Regions from separate parts of the Mus musculus genome. Here region 1 is linked to region 2. The links are chromatin contacts, found by Hi-C or POLR2A ChIA-PET in ENCODE. All regions are on one chromosome and are shown on one strand. Each heading gives the region's core, a stretch centred on a gene start or an enhancer-like site at or near the end of the contact. The rest is flanking DNA. Distances are from core to core; before and after follow the strand shown. Region 1 holds the start of Pnpla6 (patatin-like phospholipase domain containing 6). Region 2 overlaps Insr (insulin receptor).

Region 1 (5,902 bases), core at 1,925-4,424, 290 kb before region 2:
TTTGAGGCCAGCCTGGTCTACAAAGTGAGTTCCAGGACAGCCAGGGCTATACAGAGAAACCCTGTCTCGAAAAACAAAACAAAACAACAACAACAAAAAGAGTACATGCCCACATACAAACACATACACAGTAAATACATTCTAAGTAATAAAAAATTCAAGTAAAGTAGGGGTTAGTGATAGTTCAGTGGCAGAATGCTTTCTGCAAAAAATGAGTGAATGAATAGGGATGTGGCTCAGTTAGCAGCATGATTGCCTGGCATGCAAAAAGCCTTGAATTTAATCCTCAGGATCATATAAACTAGGCATACTGACACATACCTATAATCCCAACATGAAGGAGGACTTGAAGCCCAAAATCAAAACAAACCCAAGCAAATAACAACAATGACGACGATGACAACAACACACAACAACAACAACAACAACAACAACAACAACAACACACACACACACACACACACACACACTATGTGAGCTAGCCCCCACAGGGCAAAGAACTATACAGGGTGAACAACACAGACAACTCCAAGAGAGATGCTTTCCTGTGTGGATAGAATGATTTCCCTGGAGAACAGAATTTCGAAACAGCCCCTCCACCTAGTCATGCAAATATCTGAGATAACTGCAACATGCCGCGTTGAATAAACTCTCCAATAGGTGTAGATTCCTAAATATACGGCAGATAGCTTCCAGAAACTGGGAAACATTATGAGACAAGCCTTAAGCGACCAGCACGCCCACACCGGAAGTGTCATGTCTGAGATGGCAGAACCCTGAGATAGCCCCTGCCAACTGAGGGCCTTGAGATGTCCCTCTACTATGGGAATATTTCCCAGACAATCAGTATGTTTCAAGAACTTAGAAATGCAAAAACTCCGGTGTGAGCTGACCCGTCTCATACCCAATACACTCAGAGTCTGCCTTACTTCTTGGCAATGTTAAGCATCTTCAGTTTCTTCTTCATGCGGGGCCGGGAAGTGGTGGAGACTGATGTGTCCACCAGGGAAGAAGTGGACTGTGACACCTGGGAGAATTTAGAATATTGAGTCAATTGGAGGGAGAGGAAGGAGAGCTCTAAGGAGATCTAAGAAGGCAGAGAGGGTCACTAACGTGTAAATAGGAAAGGGCTGGGCTGCTGTGGTCAGCCAGACCAGCAGTAGGTCTTGGAACTCACCTTCCGCATAATCTTCCGGCCATAGAAAAGCACTTTGTCCCGCTTCCGGAACCGATACCGGGGACCCTCCGGGGCTGGAGTTTCTGGGGATTGGGGACGGGGAAGGGGGTGGAGGGAAGATGGTGCTTTGAGCTCCACGCAGGCTTCAACAAATCCCCACCCCAGCCGCTTGGTTTCTCCAGGTTTTGCAGCTTCCCCTCCATCCCTATAGTATTCCCTCAAAGGTTCCCCCCGAATCCTCACTCTGCACCCGCAGCCTTCGCACCACCAAGAGGATGAGCACGGCGGTGACCAGCACCGCCACTCCGGCCCCGATCATCACGCCCAGCACCTGCGGAACGAACGGCACAGGCTGGGCAACGCATATCCGTCTCCCCAAGCCCTCCTCCAGGGTCTTTTGAATCACCTCTGCCCCGGAGGAGGTTGTATTCAGTTCGTGACTCGGTGTCCCCATCTGCAGAATGGGTCAATGCGGTTTCCTTCCCATCCCCCTACGTGGGGGGAGCAACTAAGCCTTCCGAGAGACTAGGTCTCCCGCTATGCATGCCGGGAAACGTAGTTTCACCTGCACATGCCTGGTTCTCGGAGAGAGAATCGCGTGGTGCACGGCAAGACCGCCGGGAGTTGTAGTCCGGTACAAAAATTCCCCAACTCTTACCATTCCGGTTTGCAGTGGGGCCTCCATCGATTGTTTCGGACTAGGTAGCAGGTCTTGTAGCCTGCAGTCCTGGAAATCGAGGAGCAAAAGGGACCAGAACAAGATGTCAATCAAGCCTACCCAGCAGCGCCTACAGGCTCCTTACCCCTAGCTCGTCTCACAAGCCACGCCCCCTAGATACCTTTGGCTGGAGTGACTCCTCCATTCGCCGGGGTTGGGGTGAGAGCGTCTAGAGGGGTACTGCTAGACAGAAGGATAGGGGCAAGTTGATTTCCCCGCCCAGATCAAGGGATGAGACCAGCCCCCAGCTCTTTGTCCTACTTCACTTATGCATAAGGCGGACCAGACTCCGTAACGTTTTCATCTGCACCCTGTGGCCAAAAGGGTAGCCGTCCTGGCACCCACAGTCAGCAGCTCGCTGGCAGGTGCCCTTAAGCCATGATCTCTTCTGGCAGTGGTTCCTTCCTTAGCCTGGCCTTCCGTATGTCTGACTACTCTTGATTAACCAACCCTTAGGCGAGACCCCTTCCTACACCCTGTAAAGACGCGATGTCTCACTCCAGAAGAAACCAGGACCTGTAAGCCAGGAGGCTGAGGGACAATTGGACTTTGGGCTCCTGACCCAAGCCTGGGCCCATCAAGGAAGCTGGGGCGTGCACTGGAAGCACTGCTGTGCAATCTATTGAAAAGGGGGCTCTAGGGCCATCGGAGTAAGATGAGCTCCCAAAGTGTTATAGGCTCGGGCTTGGAGATTTAACTGTCACGTAAAAGGAAAGTTACCGGGTCTCGCGGTGCGGAGCATCCCTGGGATTAGTGAAATGATGCAGGATGTGTAACCAGGGACGCCGGAATTGGGGGAGGGTAGGAGGAACGACGCACTGGAAAGTTACTGAGATCCGGAGATACACATAACTACTTAGGAGTCTAGGAGCTTCCAGGAAGATACCGGGGAAGGTAGGAACGCTACCGGGACTCTCCTGGGACGCTGGAGATCTTTCTGATGCCTTTAGACTATTATTAATGGGAATTTAGAAGGATCGCAGGGCCCTGAGATGTTACCTGGAAAATTGTTAGATTGACTACTTCCATTCCGTACTCCAGGTCGCATCTGACTACCGATGCGGAAACACCGGGACAAGGAACTTAGGAATGGGGGTGGGGTGGTATTGGAGCATCAAAAAGTCGGGACCTACCCGGAATCAGGACAAATCGATCCGGGGCAAAGCTGAAGCTCTCTAACAGTCCTCGAAGGGACACCTTTGCTCGGTCGATGGAAACTCGTACCATTCAGGAGCTGCAACCAGGTCCACCCAGCTTCGGCCAACACCCCTAGTTTTCTGCCCGCTGCCTCAGACGCGGCACCTTTAAATTATTCCGCTGCAGGACACGCCCCATCCCCGCCTCCCGCCATGCTTGGAAGGTCGCACTGCGCCAGCCATGCCTAGTGTGGCGGCCTCTTAAAGGAGCTGACGATTTATGAAAGGGCTGCCTCACCTGTTACAAATTAGACCACCGCATTTACATTCCCTTTTATTTAACAGCCGCCCTACATGCCCTCCCTTTCCCCTGTGTCCGATTCGATCAGCCCAAGCCCTCACAAGGCCTGTCAGACGCAGATCTTTTAAAGCAAATTCTAAAAATAAATAAGCTGGGGTCCCAGCAGTACATGGGGATAAAGTCTAGTGGCAATCATCTTGGATCAGTTCACCAGCAGCGAATGGTCCTCCGGGGAGTCCCTGGAAGAGAGAAATGGAAAAAAGAGGCACCCAGTCTCTCTGGCACACACTTCTTCCCCCAGCCTCTAATCAATCCACAACCCAGATCTGGGGCTCCAACCTTCCACAGCAGCAGAAAAGGCTACAAGCTGAGCCACTGCCACGACGGAACTTGCCAGATGTGGGGCTATCCTGGCACTGCTCGATGTAGGCCTGGAGCTCACTCTTCTCTGTGCCAGTACCTCCTGGGTGCTGGAAAGAGACGATTCCCCGAACTCAGCATGAAAGATGGTCCTGACCTCTAGTGCTCTTTAGGTCCGGCCAACTGGACATCCTGCTGTTGCTCTGATGTGACCACTCTGGGTCTCATTTCTGGACCTTTGCTTTGTGGCTTGCTTCACTGTAGAAATCTTCCCTATCCCCGGATGTGGCCGCAGGTCTCAGGCTCATTGGTTCAGTGCCTTCTGCTGCGGGCCAGAAGCCTAGACTGGTATTTAGTAACCCAGCATCTCAGCTGGAACAGTGTAAAAGAGTTAGTGGGCATAAGGCCTGAACTCCTGCATCCACGGGTCCTGCGTGATATCCAAGTGTTGCAGCGAGACTCAGTGTGGCTGCTTAGGGCCTGGGTGACAGTAATGTACCTGTGGTAGAGCTTCTATCCATGTGGGAAAGAGTGCACACATCCACTGCCAGTGCCTCAGAATGAGGCAGAGTCCCCGAACATTCTCCCTGTGACTTCCTGGCACCACTGCTATTTCTCCAGGTCCTTTCTGCCTCCCAGTCTTTGGATGTTCCTTTCTACAAGTATGCTCTTCCTCGGGCTCCCATCTCCTCAATCTAGAATTCTCAAGAGATGAAGGGAATGTCCCAAGCAGCCACCTAGCTGCACTGACTTTTGGATAGTTATGTATATTTGCCTTGTGTGTGTGTGCATGTGTATGTGTGTGGTGTCTTATAGGGTACAAAGAAGAAGTAGCATTCCTGCAGGCTGTAGTTTCCTAGATGAGAGCACAGAGGACTGTGGGGTAGCAGGGAGGCAGAATTTACCCAGCAAACATCTTGTAAGGAGTCTGGGGGGCTGGGTATCAAGGAGAATCAAGTGGTCATTGTCTATCTAGTGATAGTGAGGAATATGAATGGTCTGTGTATGGACAGCAAGTAGCAATAGGTATAGAGGAAACATGGAGGGTTGTACAGGGGGACCCTGTTGTCCCTGCTGTAGTTGGGTATTAGGGTGGTCTTGAAAAAGCCCCTAAGCTGAATGTGTGTCTCAGCTGGTAGAGTGACTGCATAGTATGCAGGAAGTCCTGATTGCTACCCCCAGGACCACATACAATGGAGGTGATAGTATGCATCTATCTATAAGCCCAGCTCTCAGGTGGTGGACACTGGGCAGACGTTCAAGCTCACTCTCAAAGGAAAGATCTTAACAGACATGTGAGAAGGTTCAGAGGGGAAATAAAAGTTTTGCCATCAAACCTGATGACTCCACATGGTGGACGAAGAGAGCTGATTTCCACAAGTCGTCTCTAATTTCCAAACACACTGTGCTGTGCACAACCTCCTCTCACCCCTAAATAAGTAAATGGTTTTTAATAAAAGATGGTATGAGAGAGGGAGGAAGCCAGTGAGATGGTGTGGCAGGTAAAGGCACTTGCTGCAAAGCTGGTAACTTGTGTTCAGATCTATGATCCATACAGTGAAGGAGGAGAACCAATTCCTGTGGTTTGTCCTCTGATACATGTAACATGCATGCACACGCACACACACACACACACACACACACAGAGGGGGGGCACATACACACACACACACACACACACAGAGAGAGAGAGAGAGAGAGAGAGAGAGAAAATACTGGCACATTTTTGTACCCATGAGGGACCATGGGAGCCCGTCCCTTCCTGCCCATCCAACTGAATCCAGTTATGGTACATCCTAGGCTACTCTTCCAGGATGACTCAAACAACCCCAACTACTCCAAACCCAGTTCCTGGCCACTCTTCCTTTGGACTTTATATAGCTTCTGAGTCTTACCTGTTCCAACTATTGTGAAGCCAGGACAACTTTGTGAAGCCAGGCGACTCTTGGAACTCAGGGCTGAAAATGTTCAGGGGAGGGGAAGGGGAAGCCAGGACTCCCAGGGAGGAGATGGTAGAGATGGCTGACCTTGATGGTGTCATAGGCGCCGGTGATGAGTGCAATGAAGAGGCTCAGCACCATGTAGATGAAGAGGCTGATGAAGGAGTAGAGGTACAGCTGGGAGAAGAGCCACACCAGGCTGCTGTGACCCTGCTGGGCCTGCATGGCCGCGAACGTCACAAACATGTCGTCTCCGTTGATGAGTGAGAA
Region 2 (6,620 bases), core at 3,027-5,526:
CCAGGCACCGACAAAGGTACCTATGTGAAATACAGTCATTTTACTACCTGCTATTGGGATTTAAAAAAAATTGTTTTAGGTTGCCTGACAAATCTTTTGGGATGGACCTGGATCCTTTGGCGGACTGGTGGGATATGGGTAGGGTAAAAGGGAAGATGGAGAAATTATATTATGAATTCAGAAGTTCATGGACAGACGGAGGGGTCTGTCTGGCCTTTCTGAAGAGTAGGGTGGGGACAACAGGTTTCACTGACTTTCCCTTTGACTGTCTCTGTGTGCTTGCCTGTATGTGCTTGCTTTTGTGTGCTCACCTCCAGTGCATGTGGAGGCAGGAAGGCATGTCTCAGGTGCCCTTTTTGATGGCTCCCCACTGTATCATTATATTTTGAGACCTGGATTCCCGAGATTCAGCTTGGCTAGTTGACCAGTATGCTTCAGGAATTCTCCCATCTCTGTCTACCCAGAACAGTGGTAACAGACATGTATTGCTGCACCTGGCTTTTAATGTGGATGTGGGAGACCCATGATCACTCCTCAGACTTGTGCATTAACCAGTTCAGTGCCTAAGCCTAACCAACATTCACCTTTGGACTCTATACCCATACATGTACACCTCCTATAGTACATACGTGATGAAACAGTAAGGAGAAAAAATAATGGCTACAGATCTCTGAGGAATCTATTTTCTGGTCATGTCTATTTCACATACAATACACATGTGTGCACATATATATGCACAAATATAGATAACACATATAACACATGTGCACACATACAAAACACATATACACACATGGCGCACATTGCACACGTAATACATATGCGTATAAACACATGCACAAATACATAGCATACACACTTAGGCTTCCTACCGTTGGGAATGAACCAATCAGGAAATAAACTGAAACTTATGCCATCTTTGTCACTATGAGGTCTGGTGGCCAATTTCACTTTGTTAGTGGCAGTTCAGGACACTGTTTAGCAGCTAGGAAAGTGTCTTTGTATCTTGCTTCCTGTCCCTAACCTCAGCTGGCTTGTGCCCGCAGAGAGGCTTCTGTAAAAAGACATCTGTGGACTTGTCTATAATGCCAATATTGTAGGTGGAGACAGACGAATTCTCAGAGCCCCCAGCCATCCATCTAGCCTATAGCGTCCCTTTCAGTGAGACCCTATCTTAAAGCTACAAGATTTAGAGTCTATGAAGATTCCTGACATCCTTCTCTGGCTTGTACATATGTGTACAGGGACATGGGCACTCAAATACTCACATGTAAAACACACACACACACACACACACACACACACACACAGGGTAAATGTTACAGGGTAAATGTTAGGCAGCAAGGAGTTAGGTAGCATGGTGATATAGAAGCTGAAACTAAACAGTACTCATTTTCAAGTACAGAGGGAATATTTTAAAAAGTTAATCATCTGTTAAGAGAACCAGTGCATTCCCAAAGTACAGACATTGCTCTGGACTGTATCTACAATTGACAATGTTCTTATTTGGAAATGAGGTTTTAAAAAGCTCAAACAAACACGAAAGACAATTTTTTGCTACTTGATCATTTAAATAATAACTTAGGGCTGTCAGGAGGGCTCAGCAGGTAAAGGTGCTTGCCACCATGCCTGATGACGTGCGTTTATTTCTCAGCACCCACATAGTGGGAGGAGGGAACTGATTCCCCAGAGTTGCCCTCTGAACTTCATACTTGTATGGGGCTACACACACCTGTATACAAATCTTACTTTGATTGTTAGCTGCCTAAAGTGTGTACCCTAGACATATACAAGGAAAAGATTAAAAAAAAAGTAGACGAAACATAGGTCAATGCCCCTTTGCAAGAGATTTCTCAGAACAGCCCAAGGCTACTTAAGAAGCCTGATTTTCAGGTTCAATTTTTTTTTTTAATTATGTTTATTTTTTAAACAGGGTCTCATCTAGTCCAGGTTGGTCTCAAACTTCCTTGTATAGCAAGAGGGTAACCTTGAACTCCTGATCCTCCTGCTTCTGCCTCAGTACTGGAATTAAAATGCCCAGTTTACCTGGTGTTAGGGATGGAACCCAGGGTTCCTATCTGCTAGGCAAACACCAACTGAGCTGCATCTCCAACCTCCTAAGGTGGAAACTGGCACTGCCTAACTACTAAGTCATGGCAACTCTACCCCTGCTGGATTCATCATCAGAATCTTCCTTCCTGTTCACTCTTTCCCTTGGCTTCCTCAGAACCCTCCTCTCCCCTCCCCTCCCCTCCCCTCCCCTCCCCTCCCCTCCCTTCCCCTCCCCTCCCCTCCCCTCCCATCCCCTCCCCTCCTCTCCCCTCAGTGGATCAAGATTTGTCCTCCTCAAGTTTAACTTTGGACTTTGCCTTTCATCAGCTCTGAACTGTTCGAGGGTTCTGGTGATTCATGCATTGGCATATCTTGTATTATTCTTCCCTTCTGGGAAACACTTGAGCATAATCCATTGGAAATAACTCAGTGATAACAACCACCAGTTAGTCCCTTCAGGGGGCCTGAGTTTGAGTTCTGGGTGAGCCGACTTTAATGAATTAGCTATTGTTTTATTTTCTCACATCTAAAGGGGAGAGATATTTTAATATTTAGTGAGTAAGATCATATCAACTATGTACAGTAAATGGAATATATGTGGGACATACACATACACACACACGCACACACTGCATACACAGTGTGTTTTGTGTGCCCCACTTGTGTATAGGCCAGAGTTCAATGTCCTTTGCCTTCCTCCTTCATGTGTCTCTTACTGAACCCGAAGCTCACCCTTTTGGCAAGACTACGCAGCCAACACTTTCTAGGGATCCACTGATCTCAACCTCCGCCCTGAGATTACAAACTAGTACTGTTGGCTTTTGTTGGTCCATTTTAGAGCTCTAAAGCCAGGTCTTCATGCTTGCATGGCAAGCAAGCACTTGATCTATTGAGCCATTTACACACACACACACACACACACACACACACACACACACAAACTGAAGGATCTGCTAATTGCACAACTTCCCTTCACTCTTCTTTAGTGTACTGGAGTCAAGAAAACAAGAAGCGTGGACTGAGCTAGTGTGCAGTATTCAAATCAAAGAACCTTGATGCAAAGACAGCCTCTAGTGCTGGCATTAGAATTCAGAACTTCCTGAGTAACCGCTGAGCTCTACCTCCAGCCTCAGTCAGTCTATTTAAAGAATGCACCTATGCCTGCGCTTGTTGGTTTTCTGGGTGTTGAGCAGATGAAGACACTAGCTTCTTGCTCCCTTGCCATCCAGTTCCACAAAGGGGATCCTACTGTGTGATCCGGCTGAGCCGCTGCCCTTCTCTGGCATCTCTCCAGTTGAGGTCTGGGGCCAGGGTGTCCCGGGCGTCCCGGGCTTCCCGGGCTTTGCCACGCGGTGACCAGATCTCTTCCTGGACACATGCCCAGCGCCCCGCACCACCCGATGGATACATTTTGCACTCTGCATTCTTAGCGTCGCCTTTTTGCAAAACTTAAGTTTGCAAGATTGTGTGCCTTCCAGGGCGATCCCGTAAGGCCTGAACCTAGGAGAGGCTCTCGGGGGTGGGTGGGACAGACACTGGTGGCTGTCCCAGCTGAAGAATAGGGAGCCCAGAGCCCCGCGCACTACGGGTGGCGGAGCCAGTACACCGCAGCACGCCCGCCCATTGGCTGAGCCGGAGGGCGGCGCTGCGGCCGCTACCACCGGACCTGGAATCCAGAGGAGCGGAGTGAGGCACGCTTTTGTGTTGCTCAGTCGCCTTGGTTCACGGTGGGAGGGGCTTCGAGCGGCCAAGCCGCACCCTTCATTTGCATACTCCGTCTTCGGGCACGTTGTTTGTAGGAACAGAACTTCGACCCCGGCTGCACGCACCCACACAAAACACATCCTCTCTCCCACCCCTACCCCTGCGCGCCTCTCTCTCTCTCTCTCTCTCTCTCTCTCTCTCTCTCTCTCTCTCTCTCTCTCTCTCTCTCTCTTCCTTCCTCCCCTGCTTCCTTTCTTCCCCCCCCCCCTTTCATCTCCTCTCACTCTTCCATATTCCTGTCTTCTACCCTGCAGTCTGCTAAGACCTGCATCGAGAACCAAAGCTGACTCCAACGCGCGTGCGCCTATCATGCTCCTATTGTTTTGGAATAGGAAAGGGTCGTCTTCTAGTTCTAGGATGGATACAAGTTCATAAGGGCTTGCTGCTGACCCCAAACTGTCAAAATTCAGGGCTATTAAATCAGTTACTAGATTCCAAAGGGGAGGGATTTGGCTTTGGGGGACTCGAACATCAGAGGTCAGGGGCCCAGTGAGGGAGAGAAAGGCTTGGAATGGAAACCAAATACATGATTTTAAGGCGTTTCTAAATCTCACCTTCAGGGCGGCAGAGTTGAGAGGCTCTCAGCCAAAAGACACAACTGTTCCTATTTGGAAATTTCTGAAAAGCAGTGATGATGTTTGGGAGCATAAATCTTTCTCTCTCTCTCTCTCTCTCAACATCAGGCTTTGGAAAGAAATGTCATAAAGTATGTGTAGTGGTGTGGAGACATTAAAATTTTGTTTTTGTTTTTTGTTTCACATCTGTAGTTTGTCGAGGAAAGCACAAGGTTTAACACCTGAAGCAAAGCAACGTGGGGAGGGGCGGGTGTCGAAATGCATTTCTGTGGACTGGTTATTTGTTTACAGTGCAAAGCTGGTCTGTGTCTTCTGCTACTGTAGTATTTAGCCTTTGCTCTAGGCAAGGGGTTGCTCTTTTTGATGCAGTTAAAACACATTTATCGCGCGCGTGCGTGCGTGCATGTGTGTGTTTCAGATGAAAACTTGCAGAAGTTGGTTTGGCAGGCGTGCCATGTAGTTTTGGACTTAAAGAAAAGTAGGAATTGGATGACTGGGAGTGAGTTGCTGACATTTTTACTCTACTTGTTTTTTAATTTCTGCACTCTATTCCTATGCAAGCATTAGTTTTTTTCTGTGTTGCTGGCGTCTGTGACAATAACCGTGTCCCTTACTTCTTGAGTGTGTTTCCTAACAAGAAAACTCTTTATACAAGGATGGCACAACAATCAGAACTAGGAAATTAACACGAATAGAATATGTTAATCCACTTGCAAAAATCTCCTCGTTTGGAGCTGTTGAGGTAGCTCAGCAGTTAAGGTTGCTGGTCATACATGTCTGAGAACCTAATCCATGTGACAGGAGAGCAGGTTGACTCCATAGAGCTGCTCTGTCTCTGCCTCCTTGACAATGCAAATTAAGAAATTGAAATTCTACTGCCTATCACTACAGTGGTCTTTCTTCACGTGTTTTTCCTCCTGATCCAGTTACACTTTATATCTGTACAACTCTTTATCTTTTTTTAAAATCACATTTATTTATTTGTGTTGGGAGGGCATGCATGTGCCAGAGAGAGCTTTTGGAGGCCAGAGGACAACTTTTGAGAGTCAGGCTCAGTTCAGTTCCTCCACCTTGTGGGTTTCAGGGATTGTCACGCTTGGCAGCAAGCCCCTCACTGGCTGAGTCATCTCAGTGCTCACTTTCCTTCCTTCCTTCCTTCCTTCCTTCCTTCCTTCCTTCCTTCCTTCCTTCTTTCTTTCTTTCTTTCTTTCTTTCTTCTTTCCTTCTTCCTTTTCTTATTACAACAGTGACGTTTTAATGTCTCTAAAGTGAATTGTTATTGTTGGGGAAGAAAATATGTAAATACCTTGCCTTTCCCAACACATCCTACCTGGAAGCCAGTGTTGGGTTATCCAGGTATTACTGGTAAGACTATTTGAAAAAAAATTTTTTTTTTGAGGGGAGAAGTATTTCTCAAGATAGGGTTTCTCTGTGTAGCCTTGGCTGTCCTGGAACTCTGTAGACCATGGTCGCATCAAACTCACAGAGATCTGCATACCTCTGCGATTAAAGGCGTGCACCACCACTGCCTGGCTATTTGAAACATTTCTGACTGGATTCGTTAAGAGGATGTTGCAGTCACAAGGCACACACAGGGAAAAGAATTCGTGCAAGAAGATTTACTCTTTTTATTAGTTTGGTTTATGTTGCTGTGATAAACACCATGATCAAAAGCAACTTGGGGAGGAAAGGGCTTATTTCACCTTTTACTTCCAAGTTAAGGCAGGAACCTGAAGCAAGACCTGAAGCAGAGACCATGGAGGAGTGCTGATTAATGACTTGTTCAACTTGCTTTCTTATACCCAGGACTACCTGCTCAGGGATAACAGTGCCTATGGTGACTGGGAATCTCTCATATCAATCCTTATTTAAGAAATAAACCTCATAGGCTTGCCTACAGGCCAATCAGATGGAAACACTTTTCTTAGCTGAGGTTCCTTCTTCCCAGATGATCTTAGCTTGTGTTGAGTTGACAGAAACAAACACTCTGGCTACTTGCTTGCACTTTACTTCTCCTTCTTATCCCCTTTTCTTTTCTTCATCCTCTATTCTTTCTTCCTCTCTCCTTTTCATTTGCTTCTTTCCTCTTGTTGCTTTCTAGTCTTCTCCTCCTCCTCTTCCTCCTCCTCTCTCCTCTTCCTCTGGTTATGTTCCTGTTCTGTGTTTTATGATACCATCTCATGAAGTCCACACTTTGACTTCCAAATTACTTTGTAGCCACACCGACCT

The links. A loop is a pair of places that touch in the nucleus more often than their neighbours do. ChIA-PET counts read pairs that join two places held with the same protein, here RNA polymerase II (POLR2A).
Region 1: a loop to region 2 is called in a map of heart, with 3 times the contacts of the local background. The contact joins the promoter of Pnpla6 here to the enhancer-like site in region 2. A Hi-C loop is called at or near these places in 1 of 37 maps with a recorded cell type or tissue (heart). POLR2A ChIA-PET finds 5 or more read pairs at or near these places in 1 of 5 experiments (embryonic stem cell).

The regions. Positions count from the first base shown.
Region 1 is chr8:3,512,683-3,518,584 of GRCm38, reverse strand. Pnpla6 (patatin-like phospholipase domain containing 6) reads right to left here and starts at 3,174. Exons shown (of 35, transcript NM_001122818.3): 1 at 3,029-3,174; 2 at 2,017-2,075; 3 at 1,836-1,904; 4 at 1,421-1,508; 5 at 1,178-1,260; 6 at 930-1,027. The coding sequence starts at 2,040. Mcoln1 (mucolipin 1) reads right to left here. Exons shown (of 14, transcript NM_053177.1): 12 at 5,720-5,902; 13 at 3,672-3,802; 14 at 3,353-3,571. The coding sequence ends at 3,535.
Region 2 is chr8:3,218,292-3,224,911 of GRCm38, reverse strand. The region is part of intron 2 of Insr (insulin receptor); the gene reads left to right. Among named protein-coding and RNA genes, the nearest start is that of Insr, 58 kb to the left of the region's middle. Within about 2 kb of position 4,276, at least 1 of the 3 ENCODE cell types and tissues checked has a DNase peak (open chromatin) inside an H3K27ac peak, as active enhancers do; it is heart, where a contact is called at or near this core.